2 separate regions of the Homo sapiens genome follow, and region 1 is linked to region 2. A link is a loop called in an ENCODE intact Hi-C map of the cell type or tissue named here. Cell type or tissue: breast epithelium. All regions are shown on one strand. Each heading gives the region's core, and the rest is flanking DNA. Links, peaks and the distances in the headings are about the cores only.

Region 1 (12,069 bases), core at 2,771-10,770, 56 kb before region 2:
TTCAAGTTTACTCCAAGCTGCTATTTGTCAGGGAGCCAGTTCATCCTATCAGAATTCCCAGGAGAGTGATTATAGCCCAGAATGTAGGTATGTTAATCCACATTGATCAGTATACTTGGTAAGAAGCCTGCAGGATTTGTCCTTGCAACTCTGCTGCTCAGCAGGTCCTTTCCCTGGAGTGAAATTGACCTGGGAAGCTAGGCCATCATCAGAATGGTGTTGGTGTGTGCCGGCAACAGACCCGGCAGGCTGGGCTCTCCACTCACCTGAGGCTGCTGCAGCCTGTGCCTAAGCAGTCAGATACTGGGGCCAGCTAAGCTCAGTGTTGTGGCCCCTTCTCCATGCCTTCCCTCTGAAGGACACAGTACTGTTGATTAGGAGTAGGGTTTCCTCCAGAGGTGGAGTACTTAAAAGACAAGCACTCTTTTGGGGGACGTGGAAGTTTTCTAAAATCAGATAGGGGTCATGGTTGTAAAACTGTTTAGTTGTATACTTAAACGAATGGATGTTATAGTATGTAAATCATATTCAGTAAATCTGTTGGTCTTTTTATAGACTATAAATAAGGACAGCTCTGAGGTTATGTAATCTTGAGGAAGGGTTGCAATCACACTAATTTCCACCTTCCTTATCTATAAAATTGCAATAACAACATCTACTGCACACGGATGTTGTATCAATGAATTCAAATAACACACAGAACATCAAACAGAGACCTGGCACAAGTGGTGAGTGGTGCTCAATCCAGTCTCTTAATCATCTCTCCTAGAATAGCATCCTAAAAGACGTGTGATTCTGAGCTTGCTTTTTTTCACTGTCCCCTGTGCTCCACACTGCGATAATATTTGACTGCCTGGCACCATCTCATTCTGGACGTCCCGTCTCTTTATAGCCATGCTCTCTCTTCCAGAGACTCCCCTAAGGATCATTCTCCTCCCCTCTGATATACGTAATTAAAAGCTGCCTTCCTATAGTCAGGAAGACATTTCTTTCCGCCCCAGGACTCCTGGTCTAGCTGTATTATCCCCCTGGGCTGTTATAAGGCCCCTGCTGCTACTGTGACCTACCTCCTTGCTTTGACTTCCAATTTTTTCCAGATGAAGAGACTCATTGTTAGTTCTCTAATTGTCCCTTCTGGCATCTGCATCTCTCTCTGGAAACTGAGATTTCATATTCCTTCTCTTCTCCTCTCTCTGACTGCAATCGGGGATATTCTTTGTAAAAGACTGACGTTGCCACCTGCCTCTCCTCACTTCCACTGCACTCCCACTTTAGCCCAGTCAGCTTTCCCCAGGAGGTGGGGCAGAGGGAGGAGCTTCTCAGGAGGCTGGAGAAGGAAGAACTGTGATCCTGCCTCCTCTGTCTGCTGAGTGTGAGGTCCTCGTCCCCGGGTGTTTTTGCTGTCAGTATGCTTGCCTCCAAATGTTCTTAGTAACCAGTGAGACATTTTTGTCCACTTCCTGGCAGACCTCACTCTAGAGACAGTGCCACATACAGAAAGATGACCCTGCCACTTGCTAATAGAAGTTCAAAGACACAGAAAATTAGAATCTTACCAATGGCGGGTCGTGATCCTGAAGGCCAACACACACAAGTGATGAAGAAGGTATGTTTGCTAAGCTTTATCCTGGGACATTTGGGGTAGTAAGACCTATGTTTTCCAGAACATTAATTCACCATTTCTTATTGCCACTGCTGTTTTATTTCTTGCAGTTATTAGGGAACCAGCTTAACCTTCTAAGTGTGTAGTTAACCACAGTAATGTCAATGGCTGCTGGTGAGACTACCAAACAAAGGACTCTGAAATCTAGAAAACTGATGATTTTAAAAAAGTAACCTTTCACAAACATACATTGTGAACCCCAATGTGTGAAATGCCAGGCAGATTTTAAAAAATGAAGTCTACCTTGTGGCTCAAGAACTGTCCCCTAGTAAGGCCTCCCCATTCTCTCACTGGAGCTATGGGGAGCTCTGGGTTGAGGGGTCAGGACAGGAATATCTGGGAGCCATGGGAGTTTGGTGGAGCCTGGGCAGGTCAGGTGGTTGTGGCTCAGGGATGAACAGAAACAGCCTCTGCTGCTCCAGGAGGTCAATTCGGGTGGGATGCTTCTCTCTGGGCCAAGTGGCAGCACAAAACAGCAGCATAGCTCTGGAGGACAGGCCTGTGCCAACAGAACACCAGCAAGGTTCTGAAGGACAGGCCTGTGCCAATGCCAATTGAGCCGGTTAGTGTCAGGGCACCCTTCTGCTGCTTCTTTTTGAGATGGAGTCTCGCTCTGTTGCCCAGGCTGGACTACAGTGGCATGATCCTGGCTCACTGCAACCTCTGCCTCCCAAGTTCAAGTGATTCTCCTGCCTCAGCCGCCCAAGTAGCTGAGGACTACAGGCATGCGCCACCACCTCCATCTAATTTTTGCATTTTTTGGTGGAGACGGGGTTTTGCCATGTTGCCCAGGCTGGTCTCGAACTCCTGACCTCAAGAGATCTGCCCGCCTTGGCCTCCCAGAGTGCTGGGATTACAGGCGTGAACCACACCTGGCCCCTTCTGCCTCTTCACCCTTGCATTGCCTTCACACCTGCAAACCAATGGATCCACGTGGAGTAACAGAGGTGTGATGGGGAAGATGGTACCCCAAAGACACATGGGACAGCTGTTATGTGTTCTTTATGGTAAAAGTAGATGCAAGAGGGCACAAGTTTCTGTTTTAGGCTGAAGAGGTTATTTGCTTTTTTACAGAAAGAAGAACGCTTGAGGGCTTCCACTCAACGGGAGTCTCAGGGAATCCATCTGCGGGAGAAGCGCTACCAGGAGTGGCCAAGTGTCTCCTACCAGGACCCTGGCAGTGACAGTGCAGAGGAGGAAGGCAAGCACACCTTCAGCCTGGCTGCTATTAAAAACTATTATCAAGGTGAACTCCAAAGTGAGTCAGGTATGGAGGTCACATTTCATCATTTCAGGGTGGCAGTGCCTGCTTTTGCTCTGGCGAGCTCTTAGTCCTTGTCCTACTATTTACTGAGGACAAAAGTACGAAGGCCTTTTTGTTTTTCTTAGGGCTACTCCCCCACAGAAAAGATTAGCTGTGAAAATATGGCATCTGGCCGGGCACAGTGGCTCACGCCTGTAATCCCAGCACTTTGGGAGGCCGAGGCAGGCGGATCACCTGAGGTCAGGAACTCAAGACCAGCCTGGCCAACATGGTGAAACCCCGTCTCTACTAAAAACAAAAAAATTAGCCAGGCATGGTGGTGGACCCCTGTAAACCCAGCTACTCGGGAGGCTGAGACAGGAGAATCGCTTGTACCCAGGAGGTGGAGGTTGCAGTGGGCCAAGATTGCACCACTGCACTCCAACCTGGGCAACAAGAGCAAACTTTGTCTCAAAAAAACAAAGAAAGAAAAAGAAAAAGGAAAACATGGCATCCTCCAAATAAAATCAGTTAAACAATTTATGTCCTTGTGGAGGGAAATGTATATAAGGCAGTTCCTCTGCTTGTATAAAGACCCAATATTTAAGCTTCACAGTTCTTAAAATTGATGTGTGCGTATTTAAAAGTGATCAAATAACCTCTCTGAGAACAAAATCTCTCAAATCTAGTCATTTCAGCATGTCTGAAAGTTCTATTTACCTTCCCGCTGAAACTTTTAAAGAAAGTTGACTCCTTCAGGAAAAATGTACAGTAGGAAGTAACAATATTTGGCAGAAGAAACATTGAGAAATAAACCATCTTTGAAGGTGAATCCCATGTCTAAAATTCCTTTGCTTTCAGAGGAACAAGCCAGCATCTATTCCTCAGACACTGATGAGGGGTCAGAAGATAAGACTCAAAGATTAGTGAGAGCAAAAAAACTCAGTAATGATGAAGTAAGACCAAATGTATTCAATTCTGAGTTTACCCTGTACTCAGGAGCCAACTGCTGGGAACAGAGCTCACAGACCAGGCATGCACAAATTAGCTGTCTACACACTTGACTGAAATCCAGTGAGATAAATGCAGCAGTAGGACTAGGAGTGGCCCAAAGGTCTGATACCTGTACTCAGGTGGGTCTTGGAAGGCTGCATGGAGGAGGAAGTCTCTGCTGGGTATTGAAGAATGAGCAGAAGCTTACAAGCACACAGGCCAGGTTAGGCACTCTAGGAAGATGGAAAGGCCTGTAAAGAAAGGTGCAGGGCCTGAGATATCAAGTCTCGGCTACAGAACTACGAATTGCTTCATATGGGTAGAGCAAGAGGTGATCTACCATGTTCATTGTGGGAAACTGGGTGTCTTTTAAAATTTATTTATTTTTTTTGAGATGGAGTCTCACTCTGTCACCCAGGGTGGAGTACAGTGGCACAATCTCGGCTCACTGCAACCTCCACCTCCCAGGTTCATGTGATTCTCCTGCCTCAGCCTCCCAAGTAGCTGGGATTACAGGCGCCTGCCACCAAGGCTGGCTAATTTTGGTATTTTTTAGTAGCAATGGGGTTTCACCATGTTGGCCAGGCTGGTCTCAAACTCCTGACCTCAAGTGATCCTCCCGCCTCAGCCTCCCAAAGTTCTGGGATTACAGGCATGAGACACCACTACGCCCAGCCTTTAATTTTATTTTATTTTTAAGACAGGGTCTTGCTCTGTTGCCCAGGCTGGAATGCAGTGGCATGATCATGGCTGACTGCAGCCTCGATCTCATGGGTTCAAGTGATCCTCCTGCCAAAGCCTTCTGAGTAGCTGTAACGACAGGCATGCACCACCATGCTTGGCTAATTTTTAAAATGGTTTGTAGAGATAGGGGTCTCACTACGTTGCTCAGGCTGGTCTTGAACTCCTGGCCTCTAGCAATCCGTCCACCTTGGCCTCCCAAAGTGCTGGAATTACAGGCGTGAGCTATGGTGCCTGGCTTAAAACTGGGTGTCTTTATTTCAATGTAATAGTTGAGGGGTTATCTCATTTGTTATGAAAATATTTTCCTTTAATTGTTTTCTCTTCCTTTTATAAGATCACAAGTACAAATACATTTTATGTCTTTTATTTATTGATTTTATTTTGAGACAGTCTTGCTATGTTGCCCAGGCTAGAGTCAGTGGCACAGTCTTGGCTCACTGCAACCTCCACCTCCCAGGTTCAAGCAATTCTTGTGCCTCAGCCACTTGAGTAACTGAAATTACAGGCATGCACCGCCATGCCCGGCTAATTTTTTTTTTTTTTTTTTTTTTTTGTATCTTTAGAAGAGATGGGGTTTTGCCATGTTGGCCAGGCTGGTCTCAAACTCCTGGGCCTCAAGTGATCTGCCTGTCTCGGCCTCCCAAAGTGTGGGGATTACAGGCGTGAGCCACCGTGCCTGGCCTTAAGTATTAATTATATAAGAGAATCACTATGGTATTGCCCATTGGCCATATTAATTCATTCAATGTTTTCTGAACACATGCTGTGTTCTAGGTTCTGGAGATACAGACAGGAAAAACACTGCAGTGACAACATTGGTCACTGTGTTTTCATTTATTTTTTCCTCTCTCTACACAACACACAGTTGTCCCTCAGTATCCATGGTAGATTGGTTCCAGGACTCAGAGGACACCAAAATCCACAAGTGCTCAAGTTGCTTATATAAGATAGTTTAACATTTGCATATAAGCTATGCTTTAAATCATCTGTAGGCTGGGTGCTTTGGGAGCCCAGCACTTTGGGAGGCTGAGGCGGGCGGATCGTTTGAGCCCAGCCTGAGACCAAGATTAGACCCCCAGCTATACAACAACAACAACAACAACAACAAAAATAAAATAAAATAAAATAAAATAAAAAATTAGCTGAGCACAGGTAGTCCCAGCTACTTAGGAAGCTTAGGCAGGAGGATCAATGGAACCTAGGAGGTCGAGGCTGCAGTGAGCCGTCATCATGCCACTGCGTTCCAGCATGGGCAACAGAGCAAGACCCTGTCTGAAAACAAAAAATTTTCTCTAGATTACTTATAATACAATATAAATGCTATGTAGGCCGGGTGCAGTGGTTCATGCCTGTAATCCCAGCACTTTGGGAGGCTGAGGCGGGCGGATCACCTGAGGTCAGGAGTTCGAGACCAGCCTGGCCAACATGGTGAAAACCCATCTCTACTAAAAATACAAAAATTAGCCGGGCATGGTGGTGCATGCCTAGAATCCCAGCTATTTGGGAGGCTGAGGCAGGAGAACTGCTCGAACCCAGGACATGGAGGTTGCAGTGAGCCGAGGTTGCAGTGAGCCGAGATCGCGCCACTGCACTCCAATCTGGGAAATGAGCAAAACTCTGTCTCAAAAAAAAAAAAAAGTAAGTGTCCCTTCAGCCCTGACCACTGCCCAGGGGAAACCTAGGTTCAGTTGCCTGATCTAGGCAGTGTCTGTGGGGACACACATTGGCTACCAAGGGTGGAGAAACTGGGCTCTAACGTGAAGGGCTGGCTCGTCACTGTCAGGTCAGAACCATTTTAGATAAAATTTCCAGAAACATTTTATATTGAATTTTATGTCTTACCTCTCATATTTATTCAGGTAAACCTTCCAGAAAGAGGAAAGCAGAGCATGAAGAGGAAGAAGATGATATAAAGCCCTAAAATGTGCACTCATTGTATTCAATAGTTTGTTTTAAAACAATTATGAAATGACTTGTTTTAACTGAAGTTGAGTTGCTTTTGCATAATCCTAGTTGTGAATAAAAAGTTTTCAAAAGCAAGTCCACGATGTTAGAAAATTCATTTTTTCCCAAAGAGGAGGATTTTGTTAACTGTTTACTGTGAGTGGATCTTAGGTTTTAGTGCATTCCTGCTGTTAAGTTTGGCTCAGTTGTGGCCTCCTCCAGGATGTCCTCTGGCCTGCCTAGCTGGGTTTGGGGCCTTTCTGTGCTCTGTAGTCCCCTTAGTATGGCATTAATTCCATTTCCCATATGGCACTGTGCTCTTGGAAGAGCAGGTACAGCAGGGAGAGCTCACTGGATACCTGGTACTTAACCAGAGCTGTGTGGGCCTGACCACTTCTAATCCTTAGGGCAGGTGCTGTTATACCCCTTTTATAGATGTGGAAGCTGAGGTTTAAAGAGCTTAAGCCCTCTGTACAAAGCTTTTACTTAAGTAAACAAGTAAGCTTTTCTGAGACAAGGGTTAGGATCTTCCATGCACAGTGATCACAATGCTGGGCTAATACTTTAGTGACCTTATGGAGACAGATACCCAAAATATCTACCTGAGATAAACAGGCACCATTAGGTTTAGGGAAAAGGGCAATGGGAAACAAAATACCGGACTTGATTTCTAGTTTTGTGATTGCTACAATAGCTGGAATATAATAGAACCTAAAAACTATTTACTGAATGAACAAACAAATGCTGTTATGTTGGGCAGTCCCTTCTCTGACATCAGTTTCTTGAACTAGGTGGGCTTTAGATTTGACCACACAAATCCTTCAATTCAATGTTTATATTTCTCTACCTCTGAGAGTTGAATACTAGATAAATATTTTAAAATGTTTTGTTAAGTAGAAATGATCAAAGGGGAAAAAAAAGCCCATTTCACCATGCCGAAAACCCCACTTTACAATTCTATTTCCTTCCCTTTTATACTTTTACAGCATAATTTCGTGCTTGTATATTAAACACATTCATAATTAGCACTAGCTTCTAAAGGAGAATTGAAAGACTCATTCAGAACAATGAAGGGTACTAGCACAACTTAATTGTAACATCAGGTATTCTTTCTAAGGGGCTGGCCTTGAGGATCTGGTATGTCTGTGAACAGCACAGGAGCTGGGGGACTGGGTTGGGATCTACAAGCCCTCAACCTTTGCAGACCATGCAGGAAAGCTTAAAGTTGAAGGAAAAAAATGTTTGGAAATTTTGGACTCACAAATTTTCAAGCCACTCCCACTATTTGGTACCTATAAGAGCAGTGGTAGCACCAGGCTGAGCATTTTTAGTTGGACTGCTTTGGAGGACATGGTGAGGGCGCTGTTGCCTCACAGCCAGTCCCTGGCACTCAAGTCCTCTTGAACTCAGGGGAACAGCTCACAATTCAAGCACCTGAATCTCCCTGACTCACCAAAGGGAATATGCATTGAGGCTTCCTGTACATGAATGTGAAGCTCAACAGCCATTCTCAGAAGGCAGAACGACATTAAAGATTCCAGGTCAATTTCTTTATTCCCCTAAGTCAGGAAAACTCTGAAAACTTTAAATTATTTAACCTTTATCCTTAAGTTTCCTCAAACCCATTACACATTTCCCTGGTTTTCTCTTTTTTTTTTTTGAGACGGAGTCTCACCCTGTCACCTAGGCTGGAAGTACAGTGGCGCGATCTCAGCTCACTGCAACCTCTGCCTCCTGGGCTCAAGCGATTCTCCTGTCTCAGCCTCCTGAGTAGCTGGAATTATGGACACCCGCCAATGCACCTAATTTTTGTAGTTTTAGTAGAGACGGGGTTTCGCCATGTTGGCCAGGCTGGTCTTGAACTCCTGACCTCAGGTGATCCGCCCACCTTGGCCTCCCAAAGTGTTGGGATTACAGGTGTGAGCCTCTGAGCCCAGCCTTTTTTTTTTTTTTTTTTTTTTTTTTTTGAGAAGGAGTCTTGCTCTGTTGCCCAGGCTGGAGCACAGTGGTGATCTCAGTTCATTGTAGCCTCTGCCTCCCGGGTTCAAGCGATTCTCCTGCCTCAGCCTCCTGAGTACCTGGGATTACAGGCGTGTGCCATCACACCCGGCTAATTTTTGTATTTTTATTAGAGATGGGGTTTTGCCATGTTGGCCAGGCTAGTCTCAAATTCCTGACCTCAGGTGATCTGCCCACCTCAACCTACCAAAATGCTGTGATTACAGGTGTGAGCCATCATGCCTGACCTGGTTTTCTCTTTTGATTCATGGATATAGGTGATTGATAAGAGATGTCTTTGCTTTACTGTAAAAGCCATCTCTAGTTTATTAGAAGGACTGGTTCCCATCAGGTTCAGAGTGTACTGTATCACAGGACCCTGCTCTTTTCTTTTCTTTTTTTTTTTTTTTAAGACAGAGTCTCACTCTATTGCCCAGGCTGGAGTGCAGTGGCGCGATTTCAGCTCATTGCAACCTTCACCTCCTGGGTTCAAGTTATTCTCCTGCCTCAACCTCCTGAGTAGCTGGGACTACAGGCATGCACCACCATGCCTGCCTAATTTTTGTATTTTTAGTAGAGACAGAGTTTCACCATGTTGGCCAGGCTGGTCTTGAACTCCTCACCTCAGGTGATCCGCCTGCCTCGGCCTCCCAAAGTGCTGGGATTACAGGCGTGAGCCACCGCACCTGTCCGACCCTGCTCTTTGCGTATTTGTCAACTCAATTCAATTTTATGAACAGACAGGACCTAGTACTGATGATATTAGGTTGAACCTTAGGAAATTACTATTTTTATGAGTAAAAGTGTTCAACTATTATAACTAATTTTATATGATTCAACTTAATATGGTGGTATTTAGCCAGGTCAGATTGTCCTAACAAGATACCATAGACTGGGTGGCTTAAATAACAGAAATTTATTGCTTACGTTCCTAGAGGCTGGGACGTCCGAGATCATGGTTTGGTTCCTGGTGAGGGTTCCCTTCCTGGCTTGCAGACAGCTGCTGTTTTGCTGTATCTTCACATGATGGAGAGAGTCTCCTGTCTCTTTGTATAAGAACACAAATGCCATCATAAGGGGACCAACCTTGTGACCCTATCTAGCCTTAATTACCTTCCAAAGGCCCCATCTCCAAATACCATCACATTGGAGGTTAGGGCTTCAACATGTGAATTTGGGGTGGGGGGGCGGGTGTGGATACAAACATTCAGTCCATAACAGGTAGGACTGAATAACTCAGGGAAACTGATAAACTTTTTCTTGAAGAAGGATGTAAGGAATGAATTTTAGAACTTAGGAACTAAAGGGATTATGTGCTTTTTCAAAAAGTCCAAGTTTACAGAATATTTGATAAACTTTATTGAAACGATTTATCCCAGTATATATTGGTAAGTTCTAAATGCTTCCAGTACATAGTCTTCAAAAGAAACTTCACTGTGCTGTTATGAATTTGGATAATATTTTGTATTATTTAAATACCAGTGTTAAAATTCATTGCTTTTATACTTATAAAAATGGAAAAATAGGGCAATTACAATGTTGGATATTTTAGCATTAGAAAAAAACGTAAATACCTGATTTCATGTGACAATGAATGACATTCAAATGATTGTTAGAAAGGTAATTTTCAAGCTTTTAAATGTAACTAAAACCAAATATAATAATTCATCCAAAAAACTGAAAAAAAGACATTTGAAATTACAAAAATTTTTATGTTATACGTGTATATACATTTGAAAAAACAATTCTTAAATGGATTGATCTGAAAATTTGAAACCACTGAATCAAAAGCTTATCTTTCTGAGTAGAGGTGAAATTTAAACTTCTAAAAACTGCTATATACACCCACCAAGAAGCACCAATAATTCATTCTTAAACCTTACTTTCTGAATGTATAGACTATAATATTTGAAACATTTTAGGCCAATTAATTGCTTTGCATCAATTAAAACATACTGAGTGTAGAAAAGGGAGTAAAACCTCATATATATAGATTCTAAGAGGTGTCTGTCTTACGAATGTAATAATTTGGGCTGGGCGCGGTGGCAAACACCTGTAATCCCAGCACTTTGGGAGGCCGAGGCGGGTGGATTACGAGGTCAGGAGTTCGAGACCAGCCTGGCCAAGATGGTGAAACTCCGTCTCTACTGAAAATACAAAAATTAGTCAGGCGTGGTGGCGGGCACCTGTAGTCCCAGCTACCCAGGAGGCTGAGGCAGGAAAATCATCTGAACCCAGGAGGCGGAGGTTGCAGTGAGCTGAGATCGCACCATTGCGCTCCAGCCTGGGCGACAAGAGTGAACCTCCATCTTAAAAAAAAAAAAGAACTTAATAATTTGTTACAGCTATGTTAGCAAAACACTGCTGGTGGTATTTCTTAATACATATATTTTTTTGAGATGGAGTCTCACTCTGTCACCCAGGCTGGAGTGCAATGGCACAATCTCGGCTCACTGCAACTTCTGCCTCCCAGGTTCAAGTGATTCTCCTGCCTTAGGCTCCCAAGTAGCTAGAATTACAGGTGCGCATCACCACGCCCAACTAATTTTTTGTATTTTTAGTAGAGATGGGGTTTCACCATGTTGGCCAGACTGGTCTCGTACTCCTGACCTCAAGTGATCCGCCCACCTCAGCCTCCACAGTGCTGGGATTACAAGTGTGAGCCACTGCACCCGGCCATTACAATCTATTTTTATCTAGCCTCTAGAGCAGGTGTCCTAAGTAAAAGACAAAAACAACAACAAAAAAACCCATTTTTTTGTTTTGTTTTGTTTTTTGAGACAGTCTCACTCTTGTTACCCAGGCTGGAATGCAGTGGCATGATCAAAGCTCACTGCTGCTTCAACCTCCCAGGCTCAAGCAATTCTCCCACTTTAGACTCCTAAGTAGCTGGTACTATAGGTGTCTGGCTAATTTTTAAATTTTTTGTAAAGATGGGGTCTTGCTATGTTGTCCATGGTAGTCTCAAACTCCTGGTCTCAAGTAATCCTCCCTGCTTGGTCTCCCAAAGTACTATGAGTATAGCTCTTTTTTTTTTTTTTTTTTTGAGATAAGAGTTTCACTCTCATTGCCCAGGCTAGAGTACAGCAGCATGATCTCATCTTACTGCAACCTCCACCTCCTAGGCTCAAGCGGTTCTGCTGCCTCAGTCTTCCGAGTAGATGGGACTACAGGCATGCGCCACCGCACCCAGCTAATTTTTGTACTTTTTGTAGATATGGGGTTTCACCATGTTACGCAGGTTGGTCTCAAACTCCTGAGCTCAAGTGATCCGTCGGCCTCGGCTTTCCAAAGTGCTAGGATTACAGGCATAAGCCACAGTACTTGGCCAAAATTCTTTATGTGTTAATGAAGGCTTTCCAAAATACTTAGTTATGGCTTAAAATAGTTTACTTAGCCATGTCTTTTTTCTAGGTTGACCTTTCTGAATGATCAGACTGCAAGATAGAGTTTAAAATTAATAAAATATGTTTTATTATCAAAT
Region 2 (12,069 bases), core at 2,217-10,216:
GTTTTGCCATGTTGGCCAGACTAGTCTAGAATTCCTGACTTCAGATGATCTGCCCTCCTCGGCTGCCCAAAGTGTTGGGATTACAGGTGTGAGCCACCGCGCCCAGCATACGTTTTCTAATAGAACATTTTCTTCAGAGAGGATTCTACTAGCAGAAAACAATCTTTAGTTTTTAAGTGTTCTGGGATACTAATAAAAAAGTTTTATTAACCACATACCACATCTTCTTACTTACATAAGTGGGAGTCAATGATGAGAACACACGGACATATAGAGCACACATATAGAGCTAAGTGATGAGAACACAAGGACATATAAAGCACACATATTGGAGCATAGAGGAGGGTGGAGGGTGGGAGGAGGTAGAGGATCAGGAAAAATAACTAACAGGTATTAGTGATGAAATAATCTGTACAACAAACCCCCATGACACAAGTTTACCTACGTAATGAAACCTGCACAGGTATCCCTGAACTTAAAACGTTTTTTTTAAAAAGTTTTATTAATGCTTAATAACTGCTCAGTGTATATATATGTACAGAGAATAATTCTATTACAAAAGAGTTTTAAATGACTCTGTACATTATATTCCTTCATGACTTCCATTTCATTGTACAGACTTCTTCATGATTACAACATATATACCATACAGTAGGATATCAGATTAATGTTTACTTCAGTTTAAACACAACGTGAGATGTTCCACTTGTGTGTGTATGCGTACATATATACATGACCACTAGGATGTACTTGCTACAATCACTATCATTGTTTCACATGCCCCAAGGGACCCCTGACATACTCACAGCAAGAGCTATGTTCCTGGGTTTCCACACGGGTACAGCCTTTTTGAGCGCATGGACTGACTTAGAGATGAGGGAGGTGCAGTGGAAGGTGATGGATTAAAGTTGTCTCCTGTAGTCCCTTAATTTTCACTAAGCCCAGTAAACACAAGGGCTGACTAGACAAAGTGAGTACCGTCCTTTCACTTGTCAAAAGCCAAAGAGGTGATACTGCCTTGTCTCATATTTCTGGGTATATCTTTGCTTTGAAAATGGGAGGCAGCCAGAGAAATCACACAAAAGGGCCAGCTCTCTTTTGCAAAACCTCCCAATATTGGCAGTGACGCTGAATTTCATGGGTGGTATAAGACAATTTTTCATTATAAAGGGTAATCTTATATGGGCAATAGTAATAGAAAATATTCAATTTGTAACTAGGAAATACAGCACTTCAACTGTGGTCATTTGTTGAGACACATAATAATTTTCATAAAATTCACTTCTGTGTTACCCTTTATGTAATGGTACCTACTACACAGAAAGCTGAACTGTAAAGACGAAACATTCCTAACTTTGTACCAAGTATGTTTCTGTAATACAAAATTGTTTATGGAAACATAAAAAAGAAACATAAGATTTCTACCTTTAGACTTAGAAATCATGAGAGGAATTACACATGAAGAATCCATTTCCAATTGACCTGCAAGTCCTACTCATTTTTACTTCCTGAAGAACTCATTCATCTTTTTCCCATCTCCAACATTATTACTTTGGTCGAAACTATGATCTAAGCTTGCTGAGACTGTTACATTAGCTTCCCACCTGGATCAGCTGCCTGATATTTTTTATCCTTCACCACCAGCCCCTCAGTCTGTCACCCTAGCCTCATCTCACACACCCTCTCCATTCCAGTCACACTGGACTTTTTTTTCTCTCTTGTACTTGCCATATACTTCCTTCTACCACCAGGCCTCTATGTGTGTGGTCTCCCTTCCCTGGAATGCTCTGCCTATCCCTTTTTGCAACTCATTTTTCAGATTGTAGCTCCATTCCCCCAGGGAAGCTTTTCTTAACCTCTCATCACAAGCTCTTACAGTGTGTAGCACTTACCATTCTTTTAATATGGTATGATTATTTGGTTAATGTCAAACTGCTCCTATTCCTACCAGCCTGCGTCATGAGGGCAAAGACCACATTTGTTTTGCTCATTCTTGTATTCCTAAGCCTAGCATAGTACCTGGGGTCTACAAGTTGCCCCCAAATATTTACTGAATAAAGGTGTTAGAATGCTTTTAAAGAAAGATTCTCATTAAGGCAAATTAATAAAAAGTTACTTTCCTTCTCCATCATTAATGCATAGATGTATATATTGCTATTTCATGGTGGTGGTAATGGAATTTGCACTACTCTACCTGCCTGCTCAAGCCCATGTGACACACACAGTCTTAAATATGATAGCTGAAATCCTGGCTCCCTAGAAAGCCTTTTTTTTCTTTCTTTCTTTTTGGTCTGGCTCCTTAGAAAGCCTTTTTTTTCTTTCTTTTTTTTGGGTAGGGGGGAGACAGGGTCTTGCTCTACTGCTCAGGCTGGAGTACAGTGGTGCGATCACAGCTTGCTGCAACCTTGAACTCCTGGGCTTAAGCAATCTTCCTGCCTAGGCCTCTGGAGTAACTGGAACTACAGGTGTGCACCACCATGCCCCCGGCTAATTTTTAAAATTTTTTGTCGAGGCAAGGTCTTGCTATGTTGCCCAGGATGGTCTGGAACTCCTGCTCTTAAGCAAATCTCCCTCCTTGGCCTCCCAAAATGCTAGGATTACAGGTGTGAGCCACTATACCCGGCCAAAAACAGTCTAACCACAATCTAAATGAAGCTAGCTGGTTTTAGAGACTATAAACCCATGAACCAAGCTTCATTAGAAATATGTTCTAATCAAGTAAGCTAATAGATCATAATTACTTTTCATATAAAAATTTTCTTTAATATGATTGTCACTAAAAATGACACGTTTCTCTCTTGCAGTGCAATTTTGCTGTAAAATATATTCCTAGCCTTGGGGGGGAAAAAAAGCTCTTCCTAGGCTGGCTGTCTTCTGGAGACATATATATATATTTTTTTTTTGGCAAAAACTCAGTGAGTTAGCAAACACGTACACTGAATACAGCAGAAGGACAGTAAAACAGTCCTCCAAAATATAATAAGGTACCACACACACCTTCGACCTACTTCCTGAGACTTTGTAAGTTACAGTGGTGTTTCTTTGGCTGAAGTAGCTGCTACTACCCTTGACCTCTTTTCTTACCTGGTTCTTTACCAGAACGCTTTCCAAAAACATGTCACCCAACAAACAGATGCTGTCAATAAACATCACTGTTCTCCTAGCCTCAACTAACAGTATTGAGGTTAGAGGAATTATGACTGGGGTTGGGGAGTTTGCAAAATACATTCAGAGGTTACTCAAGCCTCCCCACACAAGAAGCAGGCCATGGATTTACAAATAAAAAATTAGCCAACAGATTTCAGACTGATACCATAGTGCATGAGTTGGGAGGAGACTCAATGTGGTTTAACAGAAAAAGACTGCTAGACTGCCAGGTATCAATCAGGCAGTGAGGGATCTAGTCCCAGCTCTTTCCCTAATTGTAATAACTGAGGCAAGTTACCTAATTTCTGTTTTCCATCTGTAAAACAGAGGGCATGAACTAGATCAATGTTTCTGAACCAGTAGTGTTTTTGTCCCCTAGAGGACATTTGACAATGCCTGGAGACATTTTTGGTTGTCAACTCAGGGGGAGGGTATTATGTTTTTCAGTCTGGGTAACATAACGAGACCCTGTCTCTACAAAAAATTTTAAAAAGTAATTAGCTGGGTATAGTGGTGCTTGCCTGTAGTCCTAGCTACATAGGAGGCTGAGGTGGGAGGATCGCTTGAGCCCAGAAGTTCGAGGCTGCAGTGAGCTATCACTGCACCACTTCACTCTTGCCTGAGGAACAGAGTGAGAATTGGGCTCTAAAAAAAAGTCATGTTTTTTATTTTCTGAGTTTTATGATGCTTTGACATCTTGGGGCCTTGCTAATCCTGGAGAGACCACTCCTTCCAGGGCTGGCTAGAGAGCGCACTATCCCCACCAACCTCCCCCGGAGCACACCTTTCATACGCAAACCAACCAATTCTCCTAACCACCTCTTTTTTATCTAACGCTCACTTACCAAGCCAGTATTTCCCCTCCCCCTAAATCACCCAGAACCAGATACTGGACAACTAGAGACTAGTTACATAGCCCTGAGCCTGTTCAAATTATTCAAACCATCTAGTCCTAAACTTGTTCAAACTTGCCTATCCTGACTCACCCATTCATTCCCATTGAACCACAATAAAGGCTCTGGACCATGCTTGTTCCTTGATCCTTTTGCCTCCTGACCAATCTAGGTGCTTCCCCCTGTGCCTCTGTGTGGCATGCTGTGCCTCCTACTCTTGGAACTGTAAGTAATAAACTCTTCTTTCAAGGCAGTAGTTTCAGTGTGTGTCATCCATTACCAAACCTGATTAAAACAACATCCTAGGAACATTTTAAAACAGGAGGAGTGTGCTACTGGTCAGGGATGTTGTTAAACATCCCTCCAAGGCACAGAACGGCCCCCCTACAACAAATTATCCAACCTCAAAAGTAAATACTGTCAAGATTGAGGAACCTGGCCTAGGGACTAGATAAAGTCTTATGCTTTTTCCAGTTTTTTTTTTTTTTTTTTTGAGATAAGTCTTGCTCTGTCACCCAAGCTGGAGTACAGTGGTGCAATTTCGGCTCACTGCAACTTCCACCTCTCTGGCTCAAGCAATTCTCATACCTCCACTTCCCAAGTAGCCTGGGGCTACATGCGTGCACCACCATGCCCAGCTAATTTTTGTATATTTAGTAGAGACGGGGTTCACTATGTTGGCCAGGCTGGTCTCGAACTCCTGGCCTCAAGTGATCCACCCGCCTCGGCCTCCCAAAGTGCTGCGATTATAGGCGTGAGCACCCAGCCACTTTTTCCAGTTCTAAAACATTTGATTCAAATAGGTCTAATAGATTGAACTGCCTACAGAAGATACTGTTGTGATGTGATAAAAACAGCATCATTATCCTGAGTAATCCCCCTCCAATCAGATGTACTGGGAACTTTTCCTTATAATAGTAATTATGGTTAAGGGATTTGATCTATGGTATAGATACATCATCCAGTAACAACAACGTTATAAAATGAACTCCATCTCAGTCCTTAGAGGATACTTAAAATCAACGTCTTGGCATAAAGAAATGTGGTAAAGAAAAGAAGCCTAGCAAACAACCATTACCTTCACGACCTTCAGGCTCTTCCTTCACTGCCCGTCCTCCAACATATCAGGGAATAACAATTCAAGGGTCATGGGTGTCTATCTTAGCCTTGTGTAATTTATAAGACAAACAACATCCACCTTGCAAGTTAAAGCTTACATACATATATTCATGTCTGCTCCACAGTGGACTGCTGTATTGCCAAGAAGTTACTTAGATCTATTCTACCAATGTCTGGAAATGTAATCAATTCGGTCAGCCTCTTTCAGAAAGGGAACAATTAGATTTAGGGTCATGAAGAATCTTTTAGAGGCATTCTACACTGGAGCCACCTGGCATAGAAGCTCTGAAGAGACAGAGGTTGGCGTGTATCAAAAAGGTAACCATCTGCTGCATTGTACTAAAAATATCCCTTCCTGCACAGAGGAGAAAAATTTCTTAGAGGAGGAAAAAATTTCAGGAGATGTTTGAAAACAAGGATACTGAAGTAGTTTAGGACAGTCATGTCATTAAACATATGGAGGCAGAAGTGGGGAACTGGAGAGAGAGCCAAAAGCAACTTGATTTGGATAAAGTGGAGGAAAGGGTGGAAGGTGCCAGAGAAAAGTCATGGAAAAGCTCAAAGGCAGCTACTGAGTTTCAAAGAATTCGAAAAGTTATTTCATTTCTCTTCATCACCTAGCACCTACCTCGGGGTCAAGATCATCCAAAACAGTTTCCAGTTGTTTCAGTTCTGTTTCTGACAGATTCCCAAGGAGCTCATCTTCATCAAGGTCTTTGTACTTTTCTAAGTCCTTACGGAATGGCAGTGCCATGATGTGCAGGGCAGCAAGTCACTTAATTTTTGCTGTTCAGTACAGTCAGAAGTGATCTCTACTTTTTCTTAAAGCTATGGAGAGAAGAAACAAATACATTTTAAATAGTAAGTCATCTCCACCTACTTAGATCTAATTCTCAGGTTAAGTGAAATGTAATTTCCATGTGTCATATATTCTTTGATCACATATCACATACTATTCTTGTTTATGAATCATTCAATGCCTTTTGCCTTGTGTTGAGAAAAAAAAAATCAACCAGGAAAAAAGAGGGAAAAGATAAAACAAAATTCAAATCCATTAAGGCAGCCACTTGATAGAATTTAGAATTTCTAATAATTAAATTTTAGGGGGAAAGAAATTATGTGTCAAAATAAAAGATTTTCCATCAATAGCTTTCAAATTATTTTACCAGAGTACTTTGCTTCAGCACAATATGTTTAAGGCACATTTGTTTTACTATATATTGTTTAGGAGAACAATATGACTCAGTATTAATATGGGGGGATAGCAATACATTCCACATGACAGGAGTGGTCTCTTGCCACTAGGAAAAATATTCTTTTGAAAAGATGCATTTGAAAATATTTTTCTGAGGTGTTTTTAAAGGAAAAAAATACAGCATTCTGAAGATGATTGAGTAAAATACTCAAAATCATGCTGGGATATGTCATCCACTGACTGACAAGGTTGGTGGGAGGGTCTGACTGTGGGAAGGGACCATCATCATTTCCTTCCTGTGCGGTCTCTCCCAGGCAGCCATGAGGTTAATCAACAAGCAGGTTAATAGTAGCTCTAGAGACACAGAAGTTGGCATATATCAAAGAGCTAATCATCTGCTGATTCGGCAGGACTGTTCTATAGGAAAGGCGAAACCAAGGATTTCTGCATATTCCAGCCATATGTATGAACTGTCTGTCTCATAAAATATACCTAGTACTGGGCCAGACGCAGTGACTCACATCTGTAATCCCAGAACGTTGGGAGTCCGAGGCAGGTGAATCGCTTGAGCTCAGGAGTTTAAGAGCAGCCTGGGCAACATGGTGAAAAATACAAAACATCAGCCAGGTGTGGTGGTATACACCTGCGGTCCCAGCTACTCAGGAGGCTGAGATGGGAGGATGGCTTCAGCCCAGGAGGCAGAGGTTGCAGTGAGCCAAGATCGTGCCTTTACACTCTAGCCTGGGTGACATAGCAAGACCTTGTCTCAAAAAAAAAAAAAAAAAAGTACCTAGTACCTATGGAAATAAATACACTTTAGACTTAGTGATTTGGTTACGTTTTTCTTGACTGCAAAATGCTCAGTACTTCAGTTTGATACATTTCCTTTACTACCCCTTCCCTCAAGTTTTCTCAGCTTAATATTTTAGTATGTTTTTTCTGCAAACCAGTAACATTTTAAGGCTCCTTTGATGTGTTTCCATCTCCCATGAATGGAAATGTTCAAACTGTTTAGAAAGGCAGGCTCACCACTGGAGTCTGACAGCAATTTGACTAGCAACCACCTTGGGTCCAACAACAAGCAAATGGGGGAGCTTCCTGCACGTGTTCGCGGTTGAGAAGCTCCCATGGGGTTGTAGAGTTCGGACCTCATGGCAGAGATAATTCAGGAACACAAAGAAGATCAGCTCCCTGAATTGGAACAGCTAGAGCACATTGGACTGTTCAGTCATGCAGAGATTAACGCTATCATTAAGAAGGCTTCTGATCTACAGTACAGAATCCAGGAAAGAGCCCTTTTCAAGGACGACTTTATCAATTATGTTCAACATGAAATTAATCTTTTCGAACAGATCCAGAGAAGAACACGCATTGGATATTCATTTAAGAAGGATGAGATTGAGAATTCTATTGTACACCAGGTACAAGGTGTTTTCCGAAGTGCCTCAGCAAAGAGGAAAGACGATGTTCAACTTTGGCTCTCCTATGTAGGTTTTTGTTTGTTTTTTGAGATGGAGTCTTGCTCTGTCGCCTAGGCTGGAGTGCAGTGGCATGACCTCGGCTCACTGCAACCTCTGCCTCCTGGGTTCAAGCAATTCTCCTGTCTCAGCCTCCTGAGTGGCTGGGACCACAGGCGCCTGCCACCAGGCCCGGCTAATTTTTGTATTTTTAGTAGAGACGGGGTTTCACCTTGTTGGTCAGGCTGGTCTCCAACTCCTGACCTCAGGTGATCCACCCGCCTCGGCCTCCCAAAGTGCTGGGACTACAGGCATGAGCCACCGTGCCTGGCCTCCTATGTAGTTTTTTGTAAGAAATGGGCTACTAAAACTCAACTTAGCAAGGTATTCTCTGCCATGTTGGCCATTCATTCCAACAAGCCAGCTTTGTGGATTATGGCAGCCAAATGGGAAATGGAAGACTGCTTGTCTTCAGAAAGTGCAAGGCAACTATTTCTTTGGGCACTGCACTTTCATCCAGAGGGCCCAAAACTTTATCAAGACTACTTTAGGATGGAGCTGATGCATGCTGAAAAACTGAGGAAGGAAAAGCAAGAATTTCAAAAAGCCAACATGGATGTGGAGAATCCTGATTATTCTGAAGAAATCCTTAAGGGCAAATTGGCACGGATCATCTATGAAAATTCTGTAAGCATAATTTAAGGTGCAGAATTTCATGTGTCACTGCTTTCAACTGCACAGCGATTTGACTTTGCCAAAGGTCTACAAATAGAAATTTATGATGACCCTCAGGCTCTACACACAGATGATCTTCTCACTTGGGATTATGCGGCAAGGTGACAATTAGAGATCGAGTCACAAACGGGAGAAGAGCAGCGTACAGCCTACAACGAAATAAGACAAAGCAGAGGAGGGCCAGAAGGAGGACAGATGCTGTGCCGTATATGAAGAGGCAGTGAAGACTCTGCCAAGGGAGGCCATGTGGAAGTGTTATATCACCTTTTGCTTGGAAAGATTTACTAAGAAGACAAATAGTGGGTTCCTCAGAGGGAAGAGGTTGGAAAGAACCATGACTGCATTCAGAAGGGCACATGAACTCAAGCTTCTGCCAGAATTCCAATACAAGCAGTTGACTTGAGTTGTTGCTGTGCCATAACTTCCTGAGGAAAGCTCTAGAGGTGGCAGTAGCTGGGACTGAACTGTTTATAGAGACTCTGGGACAATGTGGCAGATGAAGGTGCATGTGCTGATTGACTCAAAGAGCCCTGACATAGCCATGCTTTTTGAGGAAGACTCTGTGCACCTGAAACTCCAGGTTTGTCTACCATTGTGGACTTCTTGGCAGAGTGGAGTGAAGGTGCCAAAAGCCAAGAAGACACCGAGGCAATCTTTAAGAAAGCTCTCTTAGCTGTCACAGGTGCCAACTCAGTAACCCTGAAGGATAAGTACCTGGATTGGGCTTATCAACATGGTGGCTACAAAAAAGCCAGAGCTGTGTATAAAAGTTTACAGAACAGCCATCCATTTTCAGTTGACTTTTTCAGGAAAATGATTCAGTTTGAAAACAGCAAGAATCCTGCAAGATGGTGAACATTAAGAGAATATTATGAGAGGGCTTTGAGAGAGTTTGGATCTGTAGATTCTGATCTTTGGGTGGATTGTATCAAGGAACCATTGAACCACCCCCTTGGTAGACCTGAAAACTGCAGACAGATCTACTGGCGAGCAATGAAAATGTTGCAGGGAGAGTCAGCAGAGGCATCTGTAGCTAAACATGCTATGTATCAGACTGGCCGTTTGTGAAGAGGAAGAATACAGCCATCTTTGTGAAACAGTATTGCAAGCCCTGTGGGCAAATATGTATTATGAGTCCATTTTTGTAATTTGTTCATCGATGGCAGACAAGATGGCTGTCTGATTTCAAGACACACTTTAATTTTATATTAACTTGTTAATTTTTTAAAAAATTTAAAAAAAGATTTTATGATTGAGACAGGGTCTTGTCCTGGCTGGTCTTGAACTCCTGGATTCAAGTGACCTTCCTGCCTCAGACTCCCGAGTAGCTGGGATTATAGGCGCAGGACACCATGCTCAGCTTGATGCACGAATCTCTAATTCCAGGAAAGAGAACTGCTGATTTAATGTTGAGATGCTGAGGCCAGACCTACCATAAGTCCTAAATGTTTTCCAGAATACATGGAAAGCATACGACTGGGTTTTACTTATTATCCCAGTTCAAGTATGAGTATCTCTAATCTAGCTAGGAGCCAGTTAAAATGAAGGAGAAAGTACAGTTTTGTTGGTTTATTCTCATTGTAAAAGATACATGGTATGCATTTGTTCTGGAAAATATAGAGGAAATAGAATTGTGTGTTGAAAAAAGTAAAAACATCCTGTAATCACAGGGGAAAAAAAACACAAGCAAATGAACAGAATTTGCTTATGCAGATACTACATTGCAGGCAACTTGTGTAACTGCCCAAAACAGGTCTGGTGTATACCTGTTTTATTGGCACCTCTTCTGGTTTACTGGTTATCTTGAATTTTTTTTTTTTTTTTAGCAAATTATTATCATTGTCATTACTGTTTGTTAAGCGTCCATTTTGTACCTCCAACTTTAAGATAGCAAGTTTGGCCAGGCACAGTGGCTCATGCCTGTAATCCCAACACTTTGGGAGGCTGAGGTAGGAGGATCACTTGAGCCCAGGAGTTTGAAACTAGCCTGGGCAACACAGTGAGACCTCATCTCTATACAAACTTTAAAAAAATAGCTGGGCATGGCAGCACACACCTGTAGTCCTAGCTACTTGGGAGGGTGAGGTAGAAGGATCGCTTGAGCCCAGAAGTTTGAGGCTGCAGTGAGCTACGGTCGTGTCACTGCACTCCAGCCTGGGCAACAAGGTGAGATCCTGTCTCTAAAAATAAATAAATAAATAAGCAAGCTTACAAGTATATTTACAGTATATTTTCTCCATTAAAAATAATACAGTCTTCAGATAAGATTCAATGGAAGATATCATCACTTTCCAATATATTAGCCATAAAATGTAATTCTGAAGAAGGTAAAAATTTAAGGGACAAAAATTAAAAATAACACCACTTAAAAAAATTTTCCCTTTATAAAAATATCAATGATGTGATATTTCAGACAGATAAGGGTAAGAAACTGATAAAAGTATATAAATATGTACCAAGAATAATTTAATTCATGCTTTTTTTTTAATGTTTGGATAATTACTGTTTTAAAAGTTTTTAATGTGCTTTAATACATTTTTGAAATTTTCAGTACATAAGCCAATTTTCTCAATGAATATTTTAAAATATACATAGATATAAGTTTAATTATTTTATGCATCCCTTACTTTACTTTCAAGAATGTCCTAGTATGGGTCATAAATTCAATGATCATTCTAACAGGGCACTCTAATAGGCAATACGATAGGAATGAGATATTAGGGGCAAAGGCAGGCAATGCTATATGCCACCCAGGTTCTGTAAAGTTGGAACATGACATTCTACATTCCACAGAGAGACTAAATAGCTTACTCCAATACATTGCTTCTCCTAATCCCAAAGTAAAATCTACTACACAAAGCTTGTTTACAGTATTGCTTAAAGAATAAAATGAAAAACCATGAACACCCTGCCCAGCATAAAAGAGAAAACATTACTAATACCCTCATATTCACTTCTCTAGTTGCATCTCCTCTTCCAAAAGTAGCCACTCTACCAGATTTTGAATTAATCATTCTCTTGCTTTCCTTCAGTTTTGCCTTATTTGTACATACCCTCAACAGTTTTAGATCTGCCCCTTTTCTTGCATGTTACGTAAACAGACTCGCAGAGTATGCACCCTTCTGTGACTTGCTTTTTTCATTTAATGTTGTTCATTGTTTTGAGTTGATGCTTAGAGCTATACTACTTTCTTTTCATTTCTATATACTATTCTATCGTATAAATGAACATTTAAGTTGCTTATAGTCTCTCCCCTCTATTTCTCTGCTATAAACAATCTTGTTACCTATTTCCTGGTACACATGCGTGAGAGAGTTTCTCTGACCTTCAAATCTAGGAATGGAATTGCTGGGAAAAGGGTATGCTTATACTGAACTTGATTAGGTAATCCCAAACTATTTTCAAAGTGATTGCTTGAATTAACATTCCCAGCAGATTCGGCACATGACAATTCACATTGCTCCTCATCCTTGCTCATTGTTGGTATTATCAGAGTATTTATTTTTGGCCATTCTGGTGGTAT

The links. Hi-C counts contacts between places; a loop is a spot of excess contacts. Peaks named below come from ENCODE experiments on the same cell type or tissue, not always from the same donor. Only the 100,000 strongest peaks of a DNase experiment are listed, where the experiment ranks them.
Region 1: a loop joins it to region 2, with 27 times the contacts of the local background. A loop is called at or near these places in 6 of 110 quality-filtered maps.

Annotation. Positions count from the first base shown.
Region 1 is chr15:51,913,577-51,925,645 of GRCh38, reverse strand. It overlaps TMOD3 (tropomodulin 3), which reads right to left. Exons shown (of 10, transcript NM_014547.5): 10 at 9,921-12,069. It overlaps LOC112268148 (a long non-coding RNA gene), which reads right to left and starts at 6,505. Exons shown (of 3, transcript XR_007064635.1): 1 at 4,030-6,505. It also overlaps the pseudogene LOC100422556. In breast epithelium, for the core only: no CTCF peak of the experiment used is centred there; no DNase peak of the experiment used is centred there.
Region 2 is chr15:51,856,729-51,868,797 of GRCh38, reverse strand. It overlaps TMOD3 (tropomodulin 3), which reads right to left. Exons shown (of 10, transcript NM_014547.5): 2 at 5,788-5,987. The coding sequence starts at 5,913. It also overlaps the pseudogene LOC100422490. Among named protein-coding and RNA genes, the nearest start is that of TMOD3, 33 kb to the right of the region's middle. In breast epithelium, for the core only: no CTCF peak of the experiment used is centred there; no DNase peak of the experiment used is centred there.